Linked DNA regions of Homo sapiens: region 2 is linked to region 1. The links are chromatin contacts, found by Hi-C or POLR2A ChIA-PET in ENCODE. All regions are on one chromosome and are shown on one strand. Each heading gives the region's core, a stretch centred on a gene start or an enhancer-like site at or near the end of the contact. The rest is flanking DNA. Distances are from core to core; before and after follow the strand shown. Region 1 overlaps TCOF1 (treacle ribosome biogenesis factor 1). Region 2 holds the start of RPS14 (ribosomal protein S14).

Region 1 (3,765 bases), core at 1-2,500:
CAGGCTCCTGTCTACCCGATCCCTCAGGTCAGGGGTCTGGGTCCCCTCTCTTCACAGAGGCCTTGGGCAAGGTCCTGTCTGCAAGGCACCACGTGTGGCCCAGCCAGCAGACCACAGCCAGGCTGCCTCCGTCCCCTCATAGAGCCCTGAGTAGCTGACCCTTGGGGTCTGTAGAAGGGATTGACCTTGATTCTGGGTGATGTCCGGACAAAAACATTCTTTAGCAGATTTATTTTAAGGTTACTATCTGTATGTGGCAAAAGCTAGTAATTTTCCATTTGTATTAATAAGAAATTTCCTTTTTAAATGTGCCTGTCTAGAAAGTGTATTAATTAAAATAGTTCAGGAGGCACACGCCAAGGGCTGAAGTGCTGCTCTGTGCCTTGTTGTCCACCCACTCTGCACTGATAGGGCAGGGTGATCCTAGAGGCCCCAGGCTGCTTTCCTCACAGCAGGCCATGACTCGGGCTGGGTTATGGCAGTGGGGTGGGGTGGTGGCAGCCTCTTTCACAATGGGCTTCTTCAGTCTCTCCTCTCAGGTTATATGACCCCTGGACTAACCCCAGCCAATTCCCAGGCCTCAAAAGCCACTCCCAAGCTAGACTCCAGCCCCTCAGTTTCCTCTACTCTGGCCGCCAAAGATGACCCAGATGGCAAGCAGGAGGCAAAGCCCCAACAGGCAGCAGGCATGTTGTCCCCTAAAACAGGTAAGTTAAGGTCTGCAGGAGGGACATAGCAGGACACAGAGGGACAGGGCAGTGGGCCCCTTCTTGCCCTCCTGTAGCAACAGTCCTCCCAACATGGTCCTGTCTGCCCCCAGAGCCTCTCCAAGTGAGACCTTGTGGCCTTGCATTGGACCTGAAGATGCTCATCAAAGTGCAGGTGGGGCCAGGTGCAGTGGCTCATGCCCATAATCCCAGCACTTTGGGAGGCCGAGGTGGGCAGATTGCTCAAGCCCAGGAGTTCAAGGCCAGCCTGGGCAACACAGAGAGACCCCATCTCTAAAATTTATTTTAATTAGCCGGTGTGATGGTGCACGCTTGTAGTCCCAATTACTTGAGAGGCCAAGGCAGAAGAATGACTTGAAGCCAGGAGGTTGAGGCTATAGTGAGCCATGATCATGCCACTACACTCCAGCCAGGGTGGTACAGTGAGACCCTGTCTCAAAAAAAAAGTACAGGTGGGCCCCACGCCCAGGTGTCTGGCTCCCATGGCCCTGGACAGCCTGGAAGTGGGGGTGTATCCAGCCCTGGGTGGTGCTGATGCACCTGGTAGGATAGCCCTTGCCTCAGAGGAAGCTGCGTCTTTTGGCTTGTGGAGCAAGTGTTGGCTCTCTCCAACCATCACCATCAACTTTTCTTCCCTGTAAATAGGCTCACGGTGTGGGCCTTGGGCCTCAGAGGATAGCTTAGACAATAGGCTGACAGTCACGTTTGGAGGACACTCAGCACATGCAGGAGACCCCAGGCAGTAGACTGGCCCCAGGCTGTTCTGACTCATTGTAAAGCCTTGGAAATCCCCTGGCCACTCTGGACCTCTGTGTCTTAACCATACAAAACAGCAGTTGATGTATCCAGTCTGTGTCAAGGCATGGCACATGTAGAAAATAGTCACATTGTATTTGGAGGGCAGACTGGATTATTCAATTCACCTAACCTGGGGCATCCACACTCCCTGACCCTACTGGAGCTAAGGGTCAAATATGTACCAGCTGGGCACACTTGGGACAGCTCCAGGGCTTCCCCAGCCTTGGTGTTCTGGGTGTTTGCAGATAAGCAGCAGAAAAGTGGGCCTGGCGCAGTGGCTCGTGCCTATAATCCCAGCACTTTGGGAGGCCAGGGCGAGTGGCTCACTTGAGGTCAGGAGTTCAAGACCAGCCTGGCCAACATGGTGAAACCTTGTCTCTACTAAAAATACAAAAAACTAGCCAGCATGATGGCAGGCGCCTGTACTCCCAGCAACTCAGGAGGCTGAGGCAGGAGAATCGCTTGAACCTGGGAGGTAGAGGTTGCAGTGAGCCGAGATTGCACCACCGCACTCCAGCCTGGGCAACAGAGCAAAACTCTGTCTCAAAAAAAAAAAAAAAAAAAAAAAAGGCAGCAGCAGAAACGTAGGCTCTGGGGAGAGAGGTTTCCGGGGCTAACTGCCCTCCCCAGCTTCCCTCTCCATTGGCTCCTGCCATCTTGAAGAATCCCCAGAGGATGGAATTGGGCCTCCAGCCGTCCCGGGGGCCCCTCTGCCTAACCTGGCCTGCCCTGCCCAGTCCACCTCCCCCAGCCCACCGCAGCTCTAGAGCCAAAAGTCGCCAGAAATCCTGGTTGGGGCTGAGGGGCCAAGCTCACTGCATGCTGCAGGGGGCAGCCCTAGCCTCAGTGTGACATGAGTACCACATAGAGTGTGACATGGAGTATCCACCTGGGCCTTCCTCCAGGCAAACACCTCCAGGACCAAACCACCAAGCCACCTTTCAGAGCCCAGCATGCAGGAGTGTTGTGCCCATGAGACCCAGAATGGGGCAGAGACCTCCAAGTCACTTGGAAGTTAGAGCCGGTGAGGAGACCCAGTCATGGGGCTTTCAGCTGCAGCTTGCCCCAGGCTGGGTCGGAAGAGGAATTGCTGCTCACTTTCTTCCCCAACATTCTCTGTGAGAGGCGGTGCGACAAGGAGACATTTTAGAGGGGGCTGTGGAAGGTTTTTTTTTTTTTACACGTGTAGTCAGCACACAATTATCAAAGGCAAGCAGAGGCGTGGAAAATTCTAAACAAAGGCTGCACCAGAAGTCTCTCTGGCAGGCAGTAAACCTGCTTAGTCAGCCACCACGTGTATATACACTGCACCCAGAGCTCCCCACCTTGCCTGGACCCCCTGACCAGGAAGGGCCGAGTGTGGGTAATCATCAGTTGAATGTCTGCATGGCCCCCACTTTTATTATAAATCTACAATGTATCATAGGAAGCCTTACTGTTCATCCACCCCTCACGTTATAGACAGGGAAACCAAGGCCCTGGGAGGAGATGGGTCCTGGCCAGAATCACACTGAAAGTGGGTGGGAAAGTCAGACCTAGAACCCAGGTCTCCTTCCTCCCAGCTCCAGACTCCATCTCCCTCCTTTCTGAATTTTCATTCCATTGATAGATTTCAGGCCCTTTCATTAACATTCTGGAGTCATTTTCTGTCCCCCACCCTAACTGGAGTTTTTAGTATAAAGAGACAGGGAAAAGCTGTAAGTTAGAAATGAAGTCAGGGTGTGAAATTGGTGGAAAGGTGTGAGCTTAGGAGACCAGCTGGGGCAGAGTGACCGCCAAGCCTTGCTCTCCCCATCTGTGCCATTGTAAGAAAAGATGGAGTCACTCCCTGCACCCTCTTCGCTCTTAGGTACCATAAGATCTGTCCCCCAACTCTCCCAGATCTGTGACCCCACATTCTCTCTCCATAGGTGGAAAAGAGGCTGCTTCAGGCACCACACCTCAGAAGTCCCGGAAGCCCAAGAAAGGGGCTGGGAACCCCCAAGCCTCAACCCTGGCGCTGCAAAGCAACATCACCCAGTGCCTCCTGGGCCAACCCTGGCCCCTGAATGAGGCCCAGGTGCAGGCCTCAGTGGTGAAGGTCCTGACTGAGCTGCTGGAACAGGAAAGAAAGAAGGTGGTGGACACCACCAAGGAGAGCAGCAGGAAGGGCTGGGAGAGCCGCAAGCGGAAGCTATCGGGAGACCAGCCAGCTGCCAGGACCCCCAGGAGCAAGAAGAAGAAGAAGCTGGGGGCCGGG
Region 2 (4,598 bases), core at 1,178-3,677, 56 kb after region 1:
CACTGCTGCTCCTGCAAAGGGAACTAGGGAAAGAAGATAATTCCCAAGAAACCAAGGATTCAATGACCATCACGCTGTAAGGACGAAGAATGTGTCTCCTCTCTTGTAACCCCTGGGAAATCACAATATTTGTGGGCTAAATGGACAAGCACATTTTCTTACCTGGACAAAACAGCATTTCTTTAGAGAGAATCCCCTGAACTGCTAGCCCGTCCCAGCCATTGCCTTCCTCAGCCTTTTGCCAGCTGGATGCCTCTCCACCCAGGTACTCACTTGCCAGAAAGATCAGTGACATGGACAAAAGTGTCATTGAAGGATGCAAAGATATGGCAGACACCAAATACATTCTCTCCTTCAGCCACCTGAGGTCCGAGGCTGATGACCTGTTCTTCCTTCTTTTCCTTCCCCTTTCGAGGTGCCATTTCTGAGTGGAAGGAAAAGAAACTCAAGGTTAACAGACAAAACATTTCCAGAATCCCTTTCCCCTGGCTATTAAATGAAACCCTAGTCCTGCTTCATGTCCCTGTCTTCTTCCATCCAATACTCTACTGTATTCTCTCATTTCTGCCTCACTAAAACTTCTTTCTCCTTGCACTTGGGGGGGTATCAACTGTGGCCACATGGCAAAGTACCATGAGAAGTATCCTTTCCCCAGAAACTACCAACAGCTCAGCTCACAGCACCTACAAGATAGAAGCCTAGGGATCTAGCAGCAGATGCCTGAAGGCTGCACCCCAAAAGGCAAGAAGAAACCCAAGACCAACAGCTACCCATGTACTGGTACCATTCCTAACACCCTTCATGGGGCGAGGGAGCTGCTTGATTCCTGCATGAACTCCTCAGCTTAGAATTCAAGGGACCCTTACCAACACAGCCCTCAAGCCTCTCATCTCCTGTTTTCCTGTGCTCCACCTGATCCCTTCAAAATGTTCAAAAATGCAACTGATTTGACTCCCACAACTATTTAGAACTAAATCTTTGTCACCAACATCAAATATCAAAGGCACTAAAATATATCCAAAAGGCAGGCTAATGGAAAAGACCCATCTCAGAAATCTGATGGGTCCTGAGACTAAATAACTCTAACCTATTATGACCTTCATAATAATTGCAATCATACTGTCACAAGATCTAAGGGAGAGAGAAACTGACAGGAGGAAGGCGGGTGAGAATGAATGAGAAAGTGGAAGGCTAGGATAAGACTGCTTCCGGCCTAAAGCCCCAGGCCTTCTGAACCTCCTGGTGTTCAGAACAATTTAACATTTTCAGAAGACACTAACACTAATCGATATCCTGCAGATGGTGAAGATAGAGAGTGTCTCAGCCTATGGTCACAGTAAAGACAGTGGCAAAACCAAACATAGAAACAACGTGTCCTGACTCCCAGCCCAGCACTCTCTGCCTCCTGCCAAGATGCCTCTACACCACAAATAACTACCCTAGTCTGTCTCAGGTGTTCCTAGATCTCTCCTCTGCCTTCCCTATATAAACTTTAGTTAAGTGTGTGACCACAGTAAGTACTTCAAGTGTAAGTCTTGGGTGTACGAAGTTAAATGTTCCTATCTTCAAATCAGACCAATGAGCACGACCCAGTGCGTTAACTATTGTAAGGAACGCGCCACAGGAGAGAAGCCCAAAGTTCTGCCTCGAGAAGCATAGAAAGGCTCCAGCATATCTCAAATACGTAAGCATGAGTATGTTTCGGCATGATGGCCATTCAGTAAATGCCAATTTGCAGTTTCTCCGTTCCTAACATCCCCTAAAGTAACGAGCAGAGTGGTCATCAGGAGTATATAAACGCAGGGCAAGCGCACAGCAAACATTGGTGCTGGGCCCTGAGCGCCCAGAACTTGCAACGTGCCCGACTCAGCAACGGAAAGAATCGCCCAGATTTAGAAGCATCCAACATAGTGCGAGAGTTTTCCCTGCTTTCCTTCTTTGAATGATCACTACAAACCCATGGGATCGGTGCTATTGTTATTCCTATTTTGCAAACGAGGAAACAAACGAGATTAGGCGTGGGCCTGCGATCACCAAGAAAAAAGTTTGGCGAGGTAGAGGCGGGAGCCCACGTCTGTCCCGGGTTCCCTCAACTACGCTGTGCAGCTCAAACGCGGCCGTGGCCGTGGCCGTATTGCGGGGCCGAGGCCTTAAAAGGCTGGACCCGCACTCACCCTTACTTCACAAGCTCCTCCCTGAAAGCAAAACGGGCCTTCTGAGACCAGGAACGAACTCAATCCCGAGTTGGCCAGGATCCAGGTGGGCCAGCCGCGCGTCTCTTGCCCGGCACCTAGCTCGGTTCCCACGGAAAGACCCCCGTCTCTCGTCCCAAGCCCCACAGGGTCCCCTCGCCGCAGGATGCCCCCCGATTGTCGCGCCCGGGCCTCCTACCTGCACGTCGTCTCCAGACTCCACACCGGAAAGAGAGAGTGGGAGGGGGCGGAGCGACGGGGGTCACTTCCGTGTCCCGGAAGTATACCTCTGAGGTCACGGGGCGAGGTCGGGTTCCGGAAGACGCCGGCATTATTCCTCCCAAAGAGTTTAAGACTCGTCATAAGGAAAGACGGTTTATTACTTAAGGGAGAGCGAAAAGAGGTAGAGGGCTGGTTGTCGCTGCGAGCGGGTCGGCCTAAGCGACAGTACGAAGCGGCTACACCCGCGGGGTGAGGTGGGCCTGTATTCCATGATGGCGGTGGTCGTGGCTAGACAGACTTCCGCCATCCTGACTCCCGCCCTGGCAGCCTTGGAGCGGCAGCGCCCCTTGTGTGGAGCAGGGGAATAACAACAACAAAACGGCCTTAATTAAAGCTAGGGTGGCGCCGGCCTGTGGTCCCAGTTACTCAGGAGGCTGAGGATCGCTTCGTCCAAGTAGTTCGAGGCCAGCCTAGGCAACATAGTCGGGGAAAACACACCGTAATCACTTACTTTGGCATATTATATAATGGGCAAAATAAGAATAAATTATTCAATATGTATTTTCAGACCGGTCTGGGCTAAACAGTTTATATGCATTGCTTCATTTACTCCTCAAGACATTATCAAATAATTTTGATTTCCCTCTTACAGATAAAGGATGTTAACTGAGAGCACACCTTTGCAGAAGGGTTTGGAATTCTAGCTTCAAAGCCCTCGTGTTTAATAGCTACTTCCACATAGCCCTCTAATAACAATATACATGTATATATTTCGACCGAATCTTGTTCTGTAGCCAAGGCTGGAGTGCAGTGGCGCAATCTCGGCTGACCGCAACCTCTGCCTCCCAGGTTCAAGCTATTCTGCCTCAGCCTCCCAAGTAGCTGGGACTACAGGCGCGTGCCACCACGCCCGACAAATTTTTTGTGTGTGTGTATTAGTAGAGACGGGGTTTTACCGTGTTGACTAGGGTGGTCTGGATTTTCTGACCTCGTGATCCACCTGCCTCGGCCTCCCAAAGTGCTGGGATTACAGGCGTGAGCCACCGTGCCCAGCCTCTAATAACAATATTGAAGGACCTTGAAGGCTTGGGAGAATATGTCGGAGCTGTGGGGAAGGGCCAAGAAGTGTACCTCACAGAGCTAGGCAAGCGGTAGATACATTTTATCTATGTACTATATGTAATATTTATATGGAATATATATAGTATTTTTGTATTACATACTATATAAATATTATAAATATATTTTAAATATATAAATATATCCCGTGGCTCCAGCCTGGGTGACACAGCGAGACCCTGTCTCAAAAAAAAAAAAAATTTATTCTGCTAAACTGAAAAACTCAACATACCTTCTTTTTTTTTTTGAGACGGAGTCTGGCTCTTGTTGCCCAGGCTGGAGTGCAGTGACGCCATCTTGGCTCACTGCAAGCTCCGCCTCCTGGGTTCAAGTGATTCTCCTGCCTCATCTCCCGAGTAGCTGGGATTACAGGTGTGCGCCACCACACCCGGCTAATTTTTGTATTTTTAGTAGAGACGGGGTTTCACCATGTTGTCCAGGCTGGTCTCGAACTCCTGCCTCAGGTGATCCACCCGCCTCGGTCTCCCAAAGGGCTGGCATTATAGGCGTGAGCCAATGCACCCAGCCTCAACATACCTTCTCGTTGCATTGCATTTCTTCGATGATGAGTGACGTCAGACATCTCTTTACGGATTGTTTTAACCATTTGCATCTCTTCTGTGAAATGTCTGTATTTTTTGAAGGAGAGGGCTTTTTTGTTTTAATGAGCTTCCCAGTATGTTAGCAGAGACTGGAGTATTGTGGAGTGAGTTCCGCTTTGATTAAGAGTTGTATTAAACAGACCTCCAAACCTCATGTGGCTTCATGGAGGGAGCAAGCCTTGATCTTATGGCTGAAGGCAGCCCACACAATCACCTCAGGACAAATTTTTCCACAGGGAAGCCTATCTTTATCCCAGAAACCATCAAAGTCACTGCTTTCAAACTCCACTTTATTTAATCAACATATTTATTGTTTCTGCAGTTATTAGCTATGGTTCTTTGGGCAAAAATTGTAACCTCTCTGGGCTTCAGTTTTCTCATCTGTGAAATGGGATGATAATAGCATATTTTTATTTTTATTCATTTTTTTTTTTTTTTTTGAGACAGAGTCTCACTGTTGCCT

The links. Hi-C counts contacts between places; a loop is a spot of excess contacts on that map. ChIA-PET counts read pairs that join two places held with the same protein, here RNA polymerase II (POLR2A). Pooled maps may share reads with other maps.
Region 2: a map of breast epithelium shows a loop between it and region 1 (15-fold over the local background). The contact joins the promoter of RPS14 here to the enhancer-like site in region 1. A Hi-C loop is called at or near these places in 7 of 168 maps with a recorded cell type or tissue (CD14-positive monocyte, HL-60/S4, astrocyte of the cerebellum and 4 more), 1 of 37 single-sample maps with no recorded cell type and 4 of 50 pooled maps. POLR2A ChIA-PET finds 5 or more read pairs at or near these places in 19 of 52 experiments (B cell, CD8-positive, alpha-beta memory T cell, GM10248 and 12 more).

The regions. Positions count from the first base shown.
Region 1 is chr5:150,392,846-150,396,610 of GRCh38, forward strand. It overlaps TCOF1 (treacle ribosome biogenesis factor 1), which reads left to right. Exons shown (of 27, transcript NM_001371623.1): 23 at 527-707; 24 at 3,437-3,765. Among named protein-coding and RNA genes, the nearest start is that of CD74, 18 kb to the right of the region's middle. Within about 2 kb of position 1,251, at least 2 of the 41 ENCODE cell types and tissues checked have a DNase peak (open chromatin) inside an H3K27ac peak, as active enhancers do; they include B cell and CD14-positive monocyte, where a contact is called at or near this core.
Region 2 is chr5:150,447,312-150,451,909 of GRCh38, forward strand. RPS14 (ribosomal protein S14) reads right to left here and starts at 2,428. Exons shown (of 5, transcript NM_005617.4): 1 at 2,392-2,428; 2 at 274-424. The coding sequence starts at 422. RefSeq lists enhancers at 1,945-2,883, 2,497-2,816.